2 separate regions of the Homo sapiens genome follow, and region 2 is linked to region 1. A link is a loop called in an ENCODE intact Hi-C map of the cell type or tissue named here. Cell type or tissue: B cell. All regions are shown on one strand. Each heading gives the region's core, and the rest is flanking DNA. Links, peaks and the distances in the headings are about the cores only.

Region 1 (4,959 bases), core at 365-4,364:
ATCAAAAAACAAAAACCCTAGGGCCTCAAACAAAACATTTTTAAAAGAGAAATATAAAAGCTTCAACTCTTCTTCAAATAAGTAACATAGCAACTTTTTCTATAAATGTAACAAATTCTGAAAAAAAAAACCAAAAAAAACAAAGAAACAAACTTTCAGTTCCTAACTACACCCATAAAAAATCAGACTCCCTGGTGTCAGGGAAGAAGAAACAATGGGTGACAATAAATAGACTCCACATAAAAGGGAAGGGAAAGGCTCCCTAGGTTGAGAAGTTATGATATGTGCTTCACTGGGAATGTAGGTACAGCCTTTGGAAATGATTAGTTGTTAACAATTGTCCACAGCTCTTCAGCTGCTCTACTTTATAATCCTTTAGTGTAGTGACATCTAAAACATTTTTTAAATAAATCAATCAACTGTATTTTTTAGAAAAATTTTAGTTCACAGCAATATTGAGCAGAAAGTAGAGTTGCTTGTCCCTTCACCCTCCTCCCACTTAAAACATTTTTAAAGCATTAATAGAATTCTTGGCTCCTTATTTTCCCCCCAAAAGAAATTCCTACCTAAAAAATAAAAATCGTGCTGCTCTGGTTCAAGTGGACTCATGGAGTCCCTCAACCTCTGTAAATCCTACTGCATGGTTTAACACCTGTTTTGCAGTTACTTCTCTTGAGTGGAATAATGAGAATAACTCAAGTTAGAAAGTACCCTCCGGACCACAGAAGTAGGGAGACTGTCATGTTGGAAATTATTCTCCAGGCTTCAGAAGCAAGAATTGTCATAATATTCTCCCAGGAATTAGAAAAGAGCAGGCTCTTGTTCTGACGTAGAAGCATAGAGTCTTCTAGGCCATAAATCTGCTTATTTTAGTTACAATAGTGAAAGGGCCAGTGGGCAACACGGTAAAAAGTACATGGGCCCAGAAATTGGGGACTTGGATGGGGCAGCTGGGATGTAGGGGACATATTAATTAAGACCTAGTGTGGGCCTTTCGTATTCTGGGTCAGATAAGTGAACAAGCAGGTGAGGTTCTGTGTGGGCTACCCTGGAATACAGTGTTGCATAGGGTTGTGTGAGAGGTGCGGGGAACGCCTAGAAAACTTTGCAGGGAGAATGTTTTCTAAGCCAACACCTAGAAGACAAGCAAGAGTTTGCTGGGCAGAGAGTGAAGCTGGGCGCGGCTGGGATCATGGAGCCGGATGTGCACAGCCGGGACATGGGGAAGAGCTGCAGTGGAGAGTGGGGTATGGTGGAGAGCAGTCAGGGCCAGACGATGCTGGCGGGCCTGGAGGCCTTGGGAGCGCTGACTTTCTCCAAGAGCTGGGGGTGCCAGGACAGGGTCCCAAGCAGCGGCCCTACGTGGCCTGGTTTGCTCTTCACTGGCAAGCTCCATGGCCCTGGGCAATGTGCTGCTTCTGTTTTTCTTCTCATCGGTGCCTGGCTGAGCTCTGGAATCGTTTCCTGCTCTGAGCCTGAAACTTCAAGCAGTAAGAAGACGGTCCACAGCCCGGTTACTGGGGCTCTGCAAATGCGACGTTCCCAGTGGCCCTCTCCCAGGCTCCGGGCCTCCGGGTAGAGGAACTTCTGTCTGTAAAGGATGAAGGCGACCTTGCTCAGGCTGCAGCGGGATGGAGAAACGTGACCCAGCGGAGGGGCTTTCGGCTGCGAGGTGCGAGAGGCGACCCGAGGGGTGAAAGCAAGGCGAGTGCGGTCAGCGCACCGGGCTGGGCGGCCTCCCAGCCGGCCGGGGAATTCGTTCCCAGCTCCAGCCGCATCTCACCGCCTCTATCGCGCCTTTGGGGCCTCAGAGGGAGGCTGCATGGCCCGGAGGCCTGAAATCCGCCATTTGTTCCCTCCCGGGGCGGCAGAGCCACAGCTCACTGAAGGCTGCAGCCTCGGCAGCCGGAAGCGCTGGCCGGGCGCTTGGCCAGCGACCGCCTCGGGTCGGCCTCGGGTCTGCGCAGGCGCAGGCTCGGGAAGCCGGGCGCGGTGGTGTTTCTGCGGCCCGCGGCTGCCCTCTCGTGGCCGCAAGGCGCCATGGCACGGCCGCTTCCACGCAGCGGAGGTGCGCTGGCCGGAAGGCGGCGGGTCCGGCCAGCCAGGGAGACCAGCCAAGCGCTGTGTTTTTCCAGGTCCGCGCGGGCCAGGGGAACCCTGCGTGTTTGCTTGGTGGGAGTGGTTTACTGGGAAAGTAGACGGAAGGTACCCTGCAAATCGGCGTGCACTGTATTGTTTGGGAGTCAACAGCCTGGAAAGTAAATATCAGGTGAGGGCAGTGCTGGGAACCACCGCCTGCCCCCTCCCCTGGCCTTGGCCCTGACTTTGAGCGGGGCACCGCGGGCCAAACAGCTCGGCGGCCCAGGGGAGAGGGAGGAGGAGGAGGAGGCAGGCAGCGGGGGAGGTGTCAAGACTCAGAAATAGGAGCCAGCTAGGCCCAACATACGCCTGCCACCCCAGGGGCTGCAAACAGGGAATACCATCCCTTCTGCCCACCCCACGAAGACATCGTACACCCCGACGAGTCACCATTCCAGAAAGGCTGGCTTTCTGCAAGCGTGCGGGGGCGGTGAGAGTGGAGGGTGGCGGGGTTGCTCGGGGCCCACCCAAGCATAACTGTCTGAAGGGCACACCTCACAACGGAAGGTTTAGGCGAGAGGGGTGAACCCACACTCTGGCACGAGAATCATATGTTCTGTTCCACCCAGGGAGCCGCACTACATAGAGTTCTCTTTAAATTCATCTTCACTGGCTGGGTGTGGCTGAGTCTTCTCCTATCTCCTGATTCTCAGTTAACTTTTTGCGTCCCACCCTGTTCTTGTCTCAAGCAGTCGCTTTGGAATGTGTTTCCTCTCGTCCGGGGTTTGAAGATTAGTCATGAAAAACATCACTCTGCCCTTGCTGAAGTGCATGTTGGCTACTCGATCATTCCACCTGTGTGCCCCAAGACGGTCTGCTAAGGAGGGCTCCCCTCTTTTCCATGCCCTCTCAGCTCCAGACTCCATCCCATCCATCAACATTATCCTGTGCCCCCGAGGGAGGAGGGCGGGGGAGGGTTTCTGTGCCTGGATTATTGGTGAGAGGAGAGCAAGTGCAGAAATGAAGCTATGACTCTTGCAGAAGTCATGCATTCCGTTCAAGGATATTCCTTTCCGTAGCCTCCACACATTCCCTCTGGCTGCAGGCCCCTGGGATTTTTCTGTGTGACCCCGTCACATTGCATCTGTATAGATTGTCAAAGCACCTCATGACTGTGGAGGAAGAAGTCGGGGACAGAACATGGATCTGGAAGGCTCACAGCATGGATTTGGTAGGGTGACACAATGTCCCATGTTCTTCAAGAAATGTCTAGACTAGGTGATTGATTCTATCGTAGATCTGGCACAATGCTCCTGCCACACAGGGGGCAAATTGAGATCCAGAGAGAAGTGACTGGCCCAGGTCACTCAGCCAGCTGGTAACTTAGCTGGAATTCGTTCCCAGGTCTCCTGACATCCAGTTCATTCATTTTTTGCACGTTTCCTGAGGACTTACTGTATGCTAGGCACTGTTGTAGGTGCTAGGCATATACAAAGTGCCCGTATAGAGCTTGTGTCTTGTAGTGTGTGTGTGGGGAGATTGTGGATAAACAAATAAACAGATTTATCCAGAATGCCACATGGTTAAAAGTTTTTATGATACTCAGTGCCTCTTTTCCTCTTGTTTTTGAAGGGAATGGGTTTGAGGCTTGAGAAGAGATGTTCACTCATACACTGGGTCATTAAATAAACATTAGAGGATGCCCCACTATGTGCCAGATGCTGTGCAGGGCACACAGATATAAAGGCAGGGGTCTGTCTTCAAAAGCTGCCACCAGCTGGGCAGATAAGGTATTCCTCTTAGCATCTTTACATGGATTTCTGTAATTGTTATGCTAATTGTTTTTCTCCCCAGATCTCTCCCAAAAAGGATGCTTGTAGAAAACGATGATTCTGAAATGGTACAAATCCCTTTCCCAAAAGGCATCTCAAAGCCAGCCGCTGCTACTGACTTATTGATGGCTATCACCCAGTGGCCTTGGGGAGGCGGTGGGAAGCCCAACCACTGCCTGTAATAAGGAGAGACAACTCAGCATCCACCCTGCAGTGAATAATAGAACAAAAAGCTGCCGGCGCCTGCAGGATCAAAGCACATGAGCGATCACAGTGTCTCTGGGTTAAATAGATCCGCGAAGGCCAGGCAGCCAGCAGATGTCATGGAACTTTTTGGGGGAGAAGTCTGGGTTATGGAGGAAGCCTCAGCTGGATTTCAGTACCTTACAAGATGCTCTTCTGTGGCTCTCTCCTGCTAACCTTCCTTGGACATGGAATAATCTTCCCTTTATCCTCCCTCTTCACCACTGCTGTTCCCAAAGTCTAAAAAGATGGGGGCAGGAGGTGAGACAGGAGGGGATGGGAAAAGAATACTGGACCAGGAGGCAGGAGACACTGGATCTGTGAGTGAAGGCAATGCTGAATGACTTCCATGGCCTCAGTCTCCCCATCTGTAAAATGGGAAGGTTGATATATGGCCTCAACCTTTCTGCCCACTTTGATAAACCATATTTCACCAAAAAGAGGCAGAGGGGATCTGTTGCTTTTCAGATTCCTGTCCAGTTACTTCTAGGTCAGACAGAATGATTGCCCCAATGATTCTGGGTCCGCAGACTCAGTCTGTGAAACCCCATTTCTTGGAGGAGTTGGGATCAGGACAGGCAAGAAGACTATACTATTCCTGCCTCCTATTTGCTCCCTCTTGCCAGTGGGGAAATCAGTGGCAACCTTAGAGTAATCTTGGAGGGGTGGGGGGATGAGTTATTATTGGGATTTTTATCTGCAAAGAATATTTTCAGATGTTGTTTGTGCATTTAAATGTACATGCAGTTCTAGAGGAGAAGACTCTAGTGGTTGCGGTGCTGTGAGGCATTTTGCATATATTTAT
Region 2 (4,959 bases), core at 671-4,670, 130 kb before region 1:
GGAAAACAGCCAGTTATATGAGGAGGCTGGAGGAGGCAGGATTAAAACAGTCATTTTAGGTACCTCTGCCCAATTCTAGGTCTTCCTTCTATTAACCTGATTCTACAAGGCACCAAGAACAAAAAAACCCGAATGGGATGACCAGGAAGCAGAAATGAATTCAGTTCCAAAAACATGGGAGGATGTTTACTTAGCAAGCACGCTCGAGCCTACAAGGAAGCAGTTTTACAGGGTGCTGCATGCAGTGTTTGATTTCAGGGGGTAAAGATAACTTCAGAGTGGGGAAAAGGTGCTGGCTCCTTCTACTCACCCTCAGAGGCTTGGGGAGGCCAGGCCAGCACAAACTTGAAAAGGCAAGGCTTCAGCTCAAGCCCAACAGGTTGCCGGCTCTCTTTGGCTCCTCGGCAGCTACCGGACTCAGGAACTAAACAAACTCTCCAGACTTCATGAGCATTCCGTGGCCTCCGACTGATCTGGGTCAAAACTTCGAAATGCCAAAGACAAAGAATTTTTTTCTTTAAAGGGGAATGAGCTGAACTTTGACCCGCCCTTGTTCAGGGTGTGGAATGCAAGCACTGTGTACCGGCCACAAACTCCAGTTCGGCAGGCAACAGCCAGAAAAGCAGTCTTCATGCCGGCTTCATGCCGGCCTCCCTGTCCTGTTTCCTCTTTAGGGCCAACTCGACGGGGTCTAGGTCTTTACCTCGCTCTCCAGACAGGGAAGCTGTGCAGAGGACACATTCCAATCTCTGTTATCTAGAGCTAGAGTGGATGTTCTAGATAAATCTGGCAGCGATCTGGTCTCAGGTGGAACTGACAGGCCCAGTCCACAGCAAGATGGCATTTCTGTTCACTCCCTGGGAGCTGGTGGACAACAGGCGCTTGGTTACCACCTGAGGTAAATCATTTATTAAGTACCTACTAAGTGCTAAGCCAAGATACAGCACAGGAAAAGCATCAGAAACAGTCCATCATGGAGAACACACACATTCCAGCTGAGGCTAAGTATTCCCAAATTTGCATTGCTGATATTTAAAACATCTGCTTACTTTAAAAGCTGAGATCCACTTTTGCAATGAAATAATATCAAACATACTGCTTGGTTCCCAGGCTAGCTCACAAAAGCCCATTTTATCCACTCCAGGAAGTCATCAACTCCAGTGTCTTCAGGGGCCATGCAGGTAATGAAGGAGTACAGTGGCCTGGGGAGGGGATGTGCCCAGTGGAAGGACCGTGCCACTCCTGATGGGCCACCCTCCTGGCTCTGCCTGCTGGGGACCATCTGGGAACAGAGACCCAAAGAGTCCAGATCATCCAGGTTTTCAGGGCAAGGCGGAAAACTAGCTTTATGTTAAACTCCTGATTTTTTTTTTAACACTGTCCAGATATTTTAATGGTCAGAACATACCTATAGAGCTTCCAGTTTGTTCTCCTGGTTGTAATGTGTCTAAAATACAATACGTTTGTAATAAAAAAAAAAAAAAAAAAGAGCAAGCATTGCCAGAGTGAGGAATTAAATAAAATAAAGAACATACCCAAAGAGGAAAACTTTACCTCACACATCTGCCATTTGAGGAAAATAATAAGCATAGAGGAAAATGAGGAAAATTTAAAACTTCCCTGAGGGCTGCAGGTGGAGAGGTGTATCGAAATGACTTCCAAGTATACGTGATTTAACTGAAGTAGTAATAATATGTGTGCATCCTGACCTGCCAGCTAGGCAGAAAAGTCATGCTGATATACTGGCTCTGTCTCCCAGTTGAGAGCGCTTCTCTGGACATCCACAAAACGTCCATCCAGGGCTTTGGTGATAAGATTGGAAGGGCTTATCATAATCCAGCTGCCCATTCAAGACACAGTACCCTCCACAAACACCACCGTGACCAAGTCATGGTCTAGCCCCAACTTGATTCAATAACTCCCACCACACCTTTGGAGGGTTCAGACAAGTGGAACACAACTGAGATGAAATCTCTCTGCAGGGAAATATTAGCCTTCAGGTCTCCACTCTGCCTCTGGAGCCCCAGAGAACAAGCCTACTCCCCCAAAGACTTGGAGACACTTTAGGATGGTTTTTACAACCAGAAGTTTTTAGGCTAAACAAGAAGGTACAAAAAGGGAAATTAAAAAGGAAGGGCGGGGGGAAGAAGCCAGAGAGAAATATTCTCGAAATAACTGATCAAAAGTTAACAAGCCAAAGGAAAAGAGGAAGAGACACAGGCATTCATGAGACAGGAGCCTCTTGTGGCCAAACCAATAGCAAGTGAAGAAGCACATGGGAAAGGAAGGGCCCACAGTCCATACACAAAAGAAAATGCCAAGAGCCACCAGATCAGACAGTTCCCAAGGCCAGCCACCAGGCTGTGCCAGTGATCCAGGACATACTGGTTAGAACCTTGCACTGGGAGAAGAAAACTGCATACAACTCACAATTGTTCAGTATGGAACTTTTTTCTGTCCAGGGGGAAGGGTTTCTTTTACTGATGGATTTGTTGGAGTTATTTATATATTCTGGATATGAATCCACTTGCCAGGTATAGGTACTGAGTATATCTTCTCCTCTCTGCTTGGCTTCACTCTCTTTTATTGATGTCATTTGATAATCAGAAGCTCCTCATTTTAATGACATCCAACTTATCAGTCTTCTCCCTTAGAGTTAGTGCTTTCTGTGTCTTCTTTAAGAAATGTATGGCTACCCCAAAGTTATAAAGATATTCTATGCTATCTTGTAGATGAAGTTTTGTTTTAATTTTCACATTTAGATTGATGATCGCTTTGGAATTTATTTTTGTATATGATCAAGATTCATTTCTTTCCTGTGGATATCCAGTTGAACCAGCACTGTTTATTAAAATAACCATCCATTCCCCACTGCCCAGCAGTGCCTTCTTCATCATAAATCAGGTGTCCAGATACATATAGGTCTGTTTCTGAGCTCCCTGTTCCATTTCTTTGGTAGAAATAAGACAAACAAATAGGTCTGCTATTACGGTGTAGATCACTAATTGTAAATCTGGTCATTTTAACATGTTTACAAGTAAGGTTTAGGAAAATACACTGAGGGGCCAATTGTGAGAAGCCAGCTTGATGTGGACATGCATAGTCTGAGAAGAGAACTCCAGCCTGGGCTTCTGAGAATGAATAGGATGAGCAAGAACTGGTAAAGAAATAGCATCACTAGCTAAGGAAGGGGACAGCAAGAAGAAAAGCACAGAAAAATAAAAATCAGCCTTATTTTTTTGTGGAGAGCAACATAGTGATTAAGAGTACAGACTCACACAGTTTAGGAGACAGCTTGCATCCAAATCCCCTAATACTATTTAGCTGTGTCACCTTGGGCAAGTTACCTTGGCCTTTCTGGCCTCAGTTTCCTAATCAGCAAAATGGGGGTAATCTTCCTCATTGAGCTATAAGATTAAATGGGTTAACTAATGCATATCTTTTAGTACAGAGCTTACCACTGCAAGCATTCATTCAAAAAATGCTGTGTGCTATCATCATCATTAGTGACACCATGGAGAACAGCTGGACTGTCAGAGCAATCTTGCCATTCAACCAACATTTATAGAGTACTTAACTACCAAACAAAAATATTACATTTAGTGGTTAAAAACTCTAACTCTAAAATGAGATAGATTTGAATCTGAATTCTAGTGCAGCCTCTTGACTAATTATATAAACTTGAACAACTTACTTAACCTTTCTAAGTTTCTAGTTTCAGCTTCATCTATACTTCATTGGGATTTTCTTGGAGAGGATGTGAGATACAGAAGTAATGCAGCACAAGGCCCAACACAGAATAAGTGCTCAATTAATCCCAGCTATCACTATGATGATGAGAATGACAACAATGGTGACATAAAGATTTTGCATTTGGTATAAGAAAAAGCCTACCAACACCTCAAAAGACTTAGAATACCTAGCATTCTCAGATCTTCCATCCAAGTACTAACCAGACACAACCATACCTAGCTTCATATTGACGAGATAAGTAGACAAGATCAAGTGTGTTCAAGTGGTAGGCCCAAGACAGATAAGGAGCTTAGAGAAAAAAAGGTTGCAGAAGCCAAGTAAAAGCTAAATTACTGGGATAGTTCAACACCTGGTAAGGAAGAGATGAATTTCTAACATCAAGCAACTTCAAGAAGAAACAAAAATACAGAAATCTAAGTATATATAATCACAAAAAGTATGAGAATGTGCTCGATGTTGGGGTGGGGACAGAAATGGTACTCATAGAGTAGAAGTCTGATGGCATTCATGGGGAAAAGGCTCCTAAGGAGCAGTGCCATTAATAGTTGCAGACCAACAGCAGTGATCATGGTGTGGTCAGACCTCAGCCATGAAGACCACACTGTGCCAGTCTCCTGGAGGAACTACCCCAGAGCCACTGAGGAGCTTTCCCCCAACCCAAGAGACCATGACACTTCCACCCATGTCACTGAGCTGAAGCGAAACAAGGCCCAGCAGTGACAACGAACACTCCAAGGACACAATGCAGTGCCAGGTGCCAAGTGAAAATCCGAGAGGCAAGGGCTGGGGACAGCCTGTGCTGGAGGGTAGGTTCTGGCAGAGGTGAAATGCAGACACACACTCAGAATGCCGCCACAGACAGGGAGCCGGAGCCAGGCGGCAGAGAGTGAGTGACCTGGCAGACGCTGGCCAAGAACACAGGGCTCCCCGACCCTCAGGGTAAAGGAAGACAAGCAAAGGCCAAGTTGAGTGCTGAATTCACAGCACAAATGGAAGTGAACCCCAGCACCAACAGGGACTCCCGTGTGAAATACGCCCAAGGGCTGCACAGAGAGGGGCATGTTTGCATGGGGGAAGGTCAGGCCTGCAACAGCAGATATTGTGACTAGGATGCTCTGTTTGTAAGTAGATGCTTTTTCCTGGACAGACACAGTCAGTCTGTCTCTCAGGCCAGAAATCCAGGCTCCAAAATGTCCTGCCCAAGCT

The links. A loop is a pair of places that touch in the nucleus more often than their neighbours do. Peaks named below come from ENCODE experiments on the same cell type or tissue, not always from the same donor. Only the 100,000 strongest peaks of a DNase experiment are listed, where the experiment ranks them.
Region 2: a loop joins it to region 1, with 24 times the contacts of the local background. A loop is called at or near these places in 84 of 110 quality-filtered maps.

Annotation. Positions count from the first base shown.
Region 1 is chr1:207,961,695-207,966,653 of GRCh38, forward strand. All of the region lies in intron 2 of LINC02767 (long intergenic non-protein coding RNA 2767), which reads left to right. Among named protein-coding and RNA genes, the nearest start is that of LINC02767, 5.2 kb to the left of the region's middle. RefSeq lists enhancers at 1,571-1,670, 1,731-1,790, 2,477-3,006. In B cell, for the core only: CTCF peaks have their summits at 2,027 (motif pointing left) and 2,229; a DNase peak (open chromatin) is centred at 1,997; H3K4me3 peaks cover 1,116 bases; H3K27ac peaks cover 433 bases; H3K27me3 peaks cover 252 bases.
Region 2 is chr1:207,826,401-207,831,359 of GRCh38, forward strand. No RefSeq gene overlaps it. Among named protein-coding and RNA genes, the nearest start is that of MIR29B2CHG, 6.2 kb to the left of the region's middle. In B cell, for the core only: CTCF peaks have their summits at 2,369 and 2,380; a DNase peak (open chromatin) is centred at 2,311; H3K27ac peaks cover 1,829 bases.